Linked DNA regions of Homo sapiens: regions 2, 3 and 4 are each linked to region 1. The links are chromatin loops, found by intact Hi-C in ENCODE. Cell type or tissue: Caco-2. All regions are shown on one strand.

The links. Hi-C counts contacts between places; a loop is a spot of excess contacts. Peaks named below come from ENCODE experiments on the same cell type or tissue, not always from the same donor. Only the 100,000 strongest peaks of a DNase experiment are listed, where the experiment ranks them.
Region 2: a loop joins it to region 1, with 6 times the contacts of the local background. A loop is called at or near these places in 2 of 110 quality-filtered maps.
Region 3: it touches region 1 in a loop (6-fold over the local background); 8 of 110 quality-filtered maps call a loop at or near these places.
Region 4: it touches region 1 in a loop (6-fold over the local background); 2 of 110 quality-filtered maps call a loop at or near these places.

Annotation. Positions count from the first base shown.
Region 1 is chr10:57,863,773-57,866,272 of GRCh38, reverse strand. No RefSeq gene overlaps it. Among named protein-coding and RNA genes, the nearest start is that of IPMK, 400 kb to the left of the region's middle. In Caco-2, no CTCF peak of the experiment used is centred here; a DNase peak (open chromatin) is centred at 1,282.
Region 2 is chr10:57,924,242-57,926,741 of GRCh38, reverse strand. LOC124902547 (a long non-coding RNA gene) reads right to left here and starts at 1,478. Exons shown (of 2, transcript XR_007062373.1): 1 at 1,396-1,478; 2 at 600-741. In Caco-2, no CTCF peak of the experiment used is centred here; a DNase peak (open chromatin) is centred at 1,521.
Region 3 is chr10:58,063,928-58,066,427 of GRCh38, reverse strand. No RefSeq gene overlaps it. Among named protein-coding and RNA genes, the nearest start is that of IPMK, 200 kb to the left of the region's middle. In Caco-2, a CTCF peak has its summit at 990 (motif pointing right); a DNase peak (open chromatin) is centred at 984.
Region 4 is chr10:57,784,689-57,787,188 of GRCh38, reverse strand. The region is part of intron 1 of LOC105378314 (a long non-coding RNA gene); the gene reads left to right. Among named protein-coding and RNA genes, the nearest start is that of MIR3924, 480 kb to the right of the region's middle. RefSeq lists an enhancer at 1-154. In Caco-2, no CTCF peak of the experiment used is centred here; a DNase peak (open chromatin) is centred at 1,398.

The sequences.
Region 1 (2,500 bases):
AAGCGTCATGTTTCCCATGAATTCTCTATTCCCATGTCTGCAAATTTCCTGGTGCTTTTCCTTATTTTTTCATGGAGACTTTTCTTCTCACCTACAGCGTACGATTGCAATGTCCCATGGCAAGGGCCCTAGTCATCTGGCACCTGCTTACTTTCTTTAGTTTTATTTCTTATCATTCTCTGATACTGCTCAATGTGCCAACCATGCTGAGATACCCACAGTTTGCCAGATGAAATGTGCTGTTTCACAGTGGCATATTCTGAGATGTACTTTTTCCTATGACTTAAGAATTTTCCTTCCCAGTGAACCCCTATCATCTTTTAGGATTCACTCCATTGTCACCTGCTCTAGAAGCCCCACTTGACGCCTCCAGGGGAGGAGAGTTTCTCCCATCTTCTATCTTACCATTTGAAGATACCACTGCTCAAAGTATATTCTCATGTCTCTCTTCTTCCCAAGATTGTAAACCTGTTGAAAACAGTGACCATGCCTTTGTTATTGCTCTGAGTATTCCTAAGTTGCACACAGTGGGTGTACAACAAATGTCTGCTGAATTCATGGACTGATATCCCTGATCCCAAATGATATAACTGCTCTGAACCCATAGATCCCCTGGTAATAATTACAATGTACCGTGCTTATGGGCACAAATATAATCAAATACATATGATTTCTTTTTAAGTGTCAGTTTCTTTCTTTGTCCCTAAAAGGCCATAGGTGTCAGAGTTGAGGTATTTGTGCTATATGAGTCACCAGCCTTATCTCTTTTAACCCACAAATTCAAGCTTAATCCTTATAACTTATCACTGTTTTGGCACCCTCAACACTACTTTTTTTGTTCCCTTCTTGACTTTCTGGTTCTCAGCCTTTCACATATTTCTCACCTGCATTTACATTCTCTTTACTGATGCCAGGTGTTAGAACTTCTCTCCCCTGGTTCTAACTCTGACCTGATTAGTTCTGTCTCCTGATGCTGTCTGTGTTTCAGCATGAGGTTTTCCTGTCTTGCTCTATTGATATTAGTGCACCAGAGTCAGGTGTTAGGCATAAAAAGAGTCAGCACATAGAGTGAATTTAAGCAATAAGCTGGGAAAGGGATAGCTGGAAACTAGTACCCAAGGGAGAAGAATGATTCTGGAATAGATAATCTGCCTGAAAGGTGGGGACAAGTATACTAGACAAAGCCAGGTAGGCAGGTCAGCATCAGGACATATATGAGTCATGAAGATCAGAGCCTCCAGCAGGGAGAAAACGCAGGAGAGAAAATGCAATGGGATCTAGAATAGTATAAATGCCAGAAGGTTACAACACAGTTGGTCAAAGTCCATGTAAATGACTATTTATTGGCTCTTTTCTACATATGGGGCAGGTGCTGTGTTTGCTGCACATTGGGGAATGAATAAGGGAGTCACAACCCTGCACTGGGGTTGCTTACAGCTGAGTTGAGGGAAGCTTACCAAATACACAATTAAATCCCCTTGTGATGGTGGAATTACAGGATGCTATGGGAACATGTAGCAGCGACAGCCAGGCTGCTGCTTCCACCCTGTTTAAATGCTCTGGCGAGACATTTCAGGGGTGCTTCTTTCTCAATATTCTCAAATCTCAGGCTTGCTTTCCCTCCTCTGTGACTACCTTGAGAATCCCCCAATCCTGGGTCCCAACAATTCCTCTTTATGCATTTCAGTCTCAGACTACAGTGTCAGACCAAGTAACAACACTGCTTTTCTCTCCTTGGCTTACTGATTCTCTTATTTATTTCACGTTCACTCTCTAATGCATTACCTGAGTGGCTGCTCCAGTCCTGTCCCTTCCAATCAACCTCAAATCTTTTCATCCTCAGTGCATGACCTTGTCTCTGATTTTCCTGAGCAGATTGAGGTCATCGAATGAGAATTCCATCCCTCCACCCCTTGCTACCTGCTGAAATCCATCTCTACTGCCTCTTATTATTCCTGCACTTTTACTTTTCCCTATTTCTTTCCTCCAGACTTTGAGAAAAAGGCAACCTTCTTCTTTTTATAGTGCTGACCTTTTCACTTGTGATTTCAACCCGATCCCCTCCTTCTTTCTCCAAAATTTTTCTGGAAAAAGAGTTTTCTCTTTTTTTCTGGCATCTTCAGTTGTTCTCTTCCTATTCTCTTTTTTTTTCCAGGTACCAGAATGCATGCACACATGCTAGACTTATCCTAAGAAAAAGTCTCTCTCTTTTTATTGACCACTTTCTTACTCTCATTACCAAACCCATGTACAAGTATAAGTGTCCCATGTTTAGTTGACAACATGTTGGTAACTTAAGAAAGGGGCATCAAATTGGTGTATCCCTAGTGCTTCTATTTCTTCCCAGATTTCTTTTTATTTTCCTTCTGTTCAGATTATTATCATCCATTTTTAACTTCTTTTTTTTTTTGTAAGGTTAGTAGCACAATATAACACCTCCATCTATTTGGGCTTGCTGCAATTATCAAATAAATACTTTATCCTTTAAAAGAGCTACATG
Region 2 (2,500 bases), 60 kb before region 1:
TTCCAATCCAAAAAGATAAATTCCCAGTACTGATGTATAACAGCGCTTTCTTCTGCAACAGCAGATGTTACCTTTCTCTTTTTTTTTTTTTTTTGAGATGGAGTCTCGCTCTGTCGCTCAGGCTGGAGTGCAGTGGCGTGATCTTGGCTCACTGCATGTCCGCCTCCCAGGTTCACTCCATTCTCCTGCCTCAGCCTCCTGAGTAGCTGGGACTACAGGTGCCTGCCACCATGACCGGCTAATTTTTTGTATATTTAGTAGAGACGGGGTTTCACTGTGTTAGCCAGGATGGTCTCGATCTCCTGACCTCATGATCTTCCCACCTCGGCCTCCCAAAGTGCTGGGATTACAGGCGTGAGCCCCCGCACCAGGCCTACCTTTTTCTTTTCTTTGCTATTTTTTCCTTTTCTGACAGGTCTCTATTGCTTTGAAAACTTTCAAATAATGTAACTTTATATGAGGACACTTTGGGGAAAAAGTCAGTTTTTTACTAAGAGCAGAGAAATAGTTTTACCACTATGTGCATCTGTAACATTTTAAGGAAAACAAGTGGGTGTTTTAGTCACTTGGGGCTGATGCAGTAAAATCCATAGACTGAGTGGCTTAAACAACAAAAATTTATTTCTCACAGTTCTGTAGGCTGGAAGCTTGAGATCATGGTGCCTCATGGTTGGGTTCTTGGTGAGGACCCTCTTTCTCATTCACAGATGGCCATCTTCTTCTCATTTTGTCCTCACATGGCTGAGAGCAGAGAGAGAGGTGCAAGCTATCTTATTACTCTTCTTATATGGGTGCTAATCTCATACTTGAGGATTGTACCCCAATTGTTTAATTTACCCTCCAAAGGCCCCAGCTCCTAATACCATCACATTGAGGATTAGGATGTCAACATATGAATTTGGTGAAGATACACTATTCAATATGTAGCAGTGGGGATACGTTCTCTTAGAAACATGAATCTGATCATTCCCAAATACCTGATTTTAAATTATTTAAGCCAAAGAAACTCTGTCAGTACATTCAATGTCACATTAATTGAATAACAGCAGCTATTTTATTTTCTGTGAAGTAAGACTGATTAAAAAGTCTCTCCTTTATCCTTTGAGATCTACGGATGACATAAAAATATAGAGAGGTACTAACATAAAATAGGAAAATATTTAAGTAAATCTAAATTGGAAAAGTTTTAGAAAAATGATTTGCATATATGTTCTTTAGAAATATTTACAAACTTTCACTTATATATCCTCATATATTTTCTTTTACATCTCACTTAGTATTTAAATAAGAAATGTTTTCTCTGAAGCTAGTAATAAAACCAAGTCAATGTCTCAGCATAAGGTTTATATCCTCTTTTTATTTTATGAATCTCTCCGTGTTGAGACAAACACATACCTGTGGTTCTCAAGAGCAACAATCTCATTTTTCAAACAGGCGAACACTGTAAGTGATAATCCCATGACTGCAGAGGATGTGAAAGGCAATAAACTCCTTCTGCTTCATAAACAGAGATGAAACCTTTACTGCTGAAATCTCTACTGCTGAGTGACAGGTTCCACCACTCTGGGAACCTGTTTGTTGTGCAAACAACAAAGCAAGATTGTCAGACCAAGGATGTGAAGATTTTTCTTACTCTTTCAAAAAAAATTTGCTTTAAAGGCAAAATTAAAGAAATTTACATGAAGAAATAGAAACAGCAAGCAATGGAGGCTGTAATTGTATAGAGGAACGGGGTGAGATGTATCTTCAATCAGGATATCAGAGGCAAGAATTGAGATCTATGCCAACAGAAACAGAAAGGTGAATGGGTTACTCAAAACATTATGACTGGGAGCATTTTCTGAGGCTTAGAGAAAAAAATCAGACACAAGAAAGGAGGAATGAGCATATATTGTATATATACCAAAACATAGTATCAAACTGCATATTTAAGTCATCACTTGGATAACTTTTCACTTTGAAAAGCAATACTAAAGAAAAAATAGAGGGAAGATTTTAGGAATTCCCTGCCATTCTACCACCCAAAGACTTTCCCATTTTGATGTGTGTCTTTCTTCAATGGTTTTAAATGTGCAGGTTTTTAAAAACCTTTTTTTTGGCCGGGCGTGGTGGCTCACGCCTGTAATCCCAGCACTTTGGGAGGCCGAAGCGGGCAGATCACAAGGTCAGGAGATCCAGACCATCCTGGCTAACACGGTGAAAACCCATCTCTACTAAATATACAAAAAATTAGCCGGGCGTGGTGGCGGGTGCCTGTAGTCCCAGCTACTCAGGAGGCTGAGGCAGGAGAATGGCGTGAACCTGGCAGGTGGAGCTTGCAGTGAGCCAAGATCGCGCCACTGCACTCCAGCCTGGGGGACAGAGCAAGACTCCACCTCAAAACAAAAACAAAAACAAAAACAAACAAAAAAAAACTTTTTTAAATTATAAAAGTTATTATAGTAAATCAAACAACCCAGACATTTATATGATACAGAGTTAAAAATCCTTCAGTTTTTTT
Region 3 (2,500 bases), 200 kb before region 1:
TTGTGAAGAGTGTCCTGGATAAGTATCTGAAAAACTAAGCCATTAACCACGAGCCCGCTAACCAGCTTCATGGATACTGGCTGTAGTTCAGTGGCTGTGGGGAGTTAGATTGTTGGGATTTACATGTTTGTTTTCTTTCAATTCCTTGCAGTCTGGGAACTGAGGCTAACCTATCGGGCTCCAGTCTTGGCTGATTTTGTTGGGCTTGCCTTTGTAAAAGGGCTCCTGTATGTTTTTCTGAGCAGTGTGCTATGGTTGCTGAGGAAAAATCTTCTAAGGTCTTGGTCACATTTGACGGTACTGATGGGTTTCTTTGGATCCATCTGCACAGCCTCAGCCATCTTCCTTGCAACAATCAGCCCTCATTTTAGTGAAAGGTGCCTTGAGTTAATGGCGCAGTCCAAGTCCCTGGAAACAGGATTTTATTTATACAGATGTTTAGGATTACTGTGTAGACTGAGATTCACCCAATCTGTCCCAGCTTGATAAATGACAATACGTTTCTCTTAATTGTTCAGGTTAAAAACCTGGAAGTTATCCTCGACTCCTCTTTTTGTTTAACTCTACATTAAGCCCCTCAGCAAATCCTGCCAGCTACTTTTCAAAATATATCTAGGATCTCACCACTGCCACCCTAGTGTAACCTATCATTAGCACTTGCTTGAATTGTTCTGGTATCTTTATTGCTCTCCCGGACTCCATCTTGTATGCTGTTAGGACTGTTTTACACACCATATCCAGAGGGATTCTTTTAATAAGCAGTTAAACTATTTCATCCTTGTGTCCTAAACACGCGCGCGCACACACACACACACACACACACAGTTTAACTCCCACAGCCATCCCACATAGTTCACCATGCACGTGGGTGCTGTGACCACCTAATCTGATACTCTGATGAGAGCAAGAACAAGCATGCTTTCTCTGCATGGCTTTTTGCAGGAAAAAGTGTCAGTAAAGATTTGGAGGCCGTCATTTCAACTTTTAGTCACTAGATGGCACTCTGGGACCATGCAAGGTCTTGAGTGGCTTGTCATTTTTATGGGACACAGATTTTTCAGTGATTTCAGGCTGAAACTCTTCTGTATGAAGCCTGGACTAAAACAGACTGAGATGACCAAATTTTCTTTAAAAAATTTAAATATATATATCTTAGGGGGCAAACTATAGCTTAGAAAGATAAATTGGAAAGATTCCGAATTCTAAGGGAAACACTGAAATTTCTATTTGAAAATGTAGAATCACCCAGGAGGTTGGGGGTCAGGAATGGCTGGGGCTCAGACTCTCTATAGGAACCTGTGGGCACAGCTGAGGGGTGACTAGGTAGTGGCTTTGGCATTCAGGAAAAGAGTTCGAGGTCCTAAAAGTTTTATTCAAAGTCATCATATTTACAAAATGTCTGATTCTTTCTTTTGAGGCTGAAGCCAAGAGCTCATTAACCAAGAATTCAGATACTAGAGGCAGGTTGTCGGAAGGTTTCAGGTGTGTGGGTGGACACTGGGTGGAAGAGTCAGCTCTTTCCCTCTCAGTGGCTGTGGGGGTTAAACTGCATGTGTGTGAGTGTGTATTTGTGAGTGTGTGAGTGTGTGTGTGTGAGGGAGAGAAAGAGGAGACAGAGAGAAAAGGGAGAGAGAAGGGAGGTAGGGAAGGACAGACAGAGAGAGAGAAAAAAATGGTTAAGTCTAAATTATTCTGTTTGATTCCCTTGAATTAAATTCACCCTGCTTCCTACCATAAAGGCAAGTAATTGATAAAATATACTTACTATATTTGATTCCAAATGAACAAACACAAATTTCATTGGTGTAGTTCTTTCTGTTTTTCAAAATACTTCACAGGAAATATCTCATTTAGCTCTTACAGCACCTCCTTACTGCTGTTTTACAGAGAGGTGCTCAGGTTACACATTTATTGGTAAGAGGATTTCAGGACCACATAGGTGTTAAGTCCAAATCCATGCTTGTTCTGTTGCACCATGGTACCTTTTAAATTTCTAGTCTGTGGAACAAAAGTTCGCCCATTAATTCTCAGTAGTTTAGTGTCCCAACTTTTAGTAGCCAGAGATAATCTCACAGTCCATATAAATAAGATTTTCTTTTTTCTGGCATAAGCTTCCTCTTGAGAATCAGTGAGAGAAAGGAATGGTCTTAGCCTCATTTGCAGAACAATCTCCCCCGACAAATAAACCATAACAGACTTAGCTCTCCTCTACTCCACAATCCATGAAACAGACCCACAAATACTCTTTGTTTAAACATGGATAGGATTGTCTTAGCCATTTGGATCTGACCTCGGAAGACTTGGCACACCCTTTTTTTATTGTTCAGATACCTGGCTCCTTTGGATGGGATGATCCATAAACTGCCTGATACGGTTTGGCTCTGTCCCCACCAAACCTCAACTTGAATCGTATCTCCTAGAATACCCACGTGTTGTGGGAGGGACCCAGTGGGAGGTAACTGGGTCATGGGGGCCAGTCTTTCCCATGCTATTCTTGTGG
Region 4 (2,500 bases), 79 kb after region 1:
TTGGAGAGACCATGGGGGTGGGAGGAGGTCAGAGAGACCTGGAGAAGGTAGGTATTTCATTTCTCTTTCAATCAAAGTGAAGAAATTGCTAAAATAGCAAGACACGAGTAGGCAAGGGGAGCCCCTGAGAAAGGAAAAGTCTGGGAAGGCTCATTCCCGAGGGACCACCCAAAATTTGCTTATGAAAGGTTTGCTGGAGTGAGTGAGCACTTAGTCAAATGTGGGTAAGAAGGAAAGGAGGTACATAGGAAGAAAGAAATCCCCCAGAACCCCTCGTAAGATGCCCCAGTAATCGTTCATTCTACTGTTAAAATGTCAGAATATCTCTAGCTACATGCTTATAAAAAGGGCGAAAGGGACATTCCTAAGAAAACCCTGACACCATAAATATAGATTAGAACAGATAAGACAATTTCAAAGAGATACCCAAGCACGCTAGGTATAGATTTGATTGCTACATAACTTTCATGGGGTGGGGATAATGAGCAGGGCCACCATCAGGCAGGAATTCTGTTGATCACCAGCCCTGCACATGCACATTAACCAACAGTAAATTAGGGTCCCACAAGCCTAGGTGAGGCAAAGGCAGGGATTTAAGGCTGAAGCAGGAAAAATTAGACAAAGGAAAGGGTGGAGACTTGAGACAGAAGAAGGAATTTGAAGAAAGTTTGACGTGATTAAACTCCCTGCACAGGTCACTTGGTGCTGTTTTCCTACAGGATCATTCTGCTCCTGCCTTGGGGCACATCTCTTTTTTTCTACAAGAAGCTCTTTAAATGATATTTCTATTCAATAAAATTATCTGCTATCTTTGTCCTGTGTCTTAGTTGAATTTTTTTCTTTCAAGTGTTACCAGAAAGGGGCCCCAATCCAGACCCCAAGAGAGGGATATTGGATCTTGCACGAGAATGAATTTGGGGCAAGTCAATAGAATGAAGTAAAAGCAAATTTATTAGAGAAGCAAAGGAACAAAAGAATGGCTACTCCCTAAACCCTCCGGGCTGCTGGTTGGCTATTTTTATGGTTATTTATTGATCATATGGTAAACAAGGGGGGGATTATTTATGAGTTTTCCAGGAAAGGGGTGGGCAATTCCTGGAACTGAGGTTTCCTCCCACTTTTAGACTATATAGGGTAACTTCCCAACATTGCTGTGGCATTTGTAAACTGTCATGGGCTGATGGGAGTGTCTTTAGCATGCTGATGCATTATAAGTAACATATAATGAGCAGTGAGCATGACTAGAGGTCACTTTAGTAGCCATGTTGGCTTTGGTGGGTTTTTGCTGGCTTCTTTGCCCTTCCTGTTTTACCAGGAGGGTCTTTATGACCTGTATTTTGTGATACCAGTCCCGCAACCTCCTATTTCATCCTGTGACTAAGAATGCCTGACCTCTTGGGAATGTTGCCCAGCAGGTCCTAGCCCCATATTACCCAGCCCCTATTCAAGACAGAGTGGCTTTTGTTCAAACATCTGACACAAGTTAGACAAGAACTGGACATCTGCTCTCTCCAGGAACAAAAATGCCTTTTTTGGGGGTATTGGTTTCTGAGCCCCAACACAGTATTATCATAGGGATTGCAATTCTGACAACCTGTGTGAGGCTGGGCAAATTCATAACCCTTCAACGGCTCAGTTTTCTCATCTTTGAAATGGGAATGAGAGTATGAGTTGATGGAGCAATTGCAGGGATAAATAAAGTAGTGCATAGTATAAGACATTGCTACGATCGTATTCCTGACTCTTAACTTTGATTCTTGCTTATTTGACAAGTGTACTTTCATGGACAGCTCTTACGTAAACTTTTGACTGACCCACATCCATGCACTTGAGATTCTTTGGCACTTGCTTATTTGGCTCTGTAACTCAACCTTTCTACAAATAATGAATGAAAACTGACTGTATTGCAGGCATTTGTGTAAGGTATTTGGAATAAAAAAAATTCTGGTTGTTCCATGACTTTTCCTCTAATTAATTTACTCATTAAAGGATGACTCATTTTTGAAAAGTGTATTTCAGACTGTTCTGGATACAATATTCCAGACAATGAGGACAGGATATCCTTTTGCTCTTATCTCTCTGAATGGTATTCCATTCAGTGAGATGGTGGAGAGATAAATGCTATCTATGTCATTAAGTAACATTGAGGTTAAGTGATAATGAACGACCCTTTATACTCTCATGATTCAAATACATATATTATGACCATTTTAAAAAATTATACTTTAAGTTCTAGGGTACATGTGTACAACGTGCAAGTTTGTTACATAGACACATATGTGCCATGTTGGTTTGCTGCACCCATCAACTCATCATTTACATTAGGTATTTCTCCTAATGCTATCCCTCCCCCAGGCCCCCATCTGGGGACAGGCCAGGCCCTAGTGTGTGATGTTCCTTGCCCTGTGTCCATGTGTTCTCATTGTTTAACTCCCACCTATGAGTGAGAACGCGCGGTGTTTCATTTTCTGTCTTTGTGATAGTTTGCTTAGAATGATGG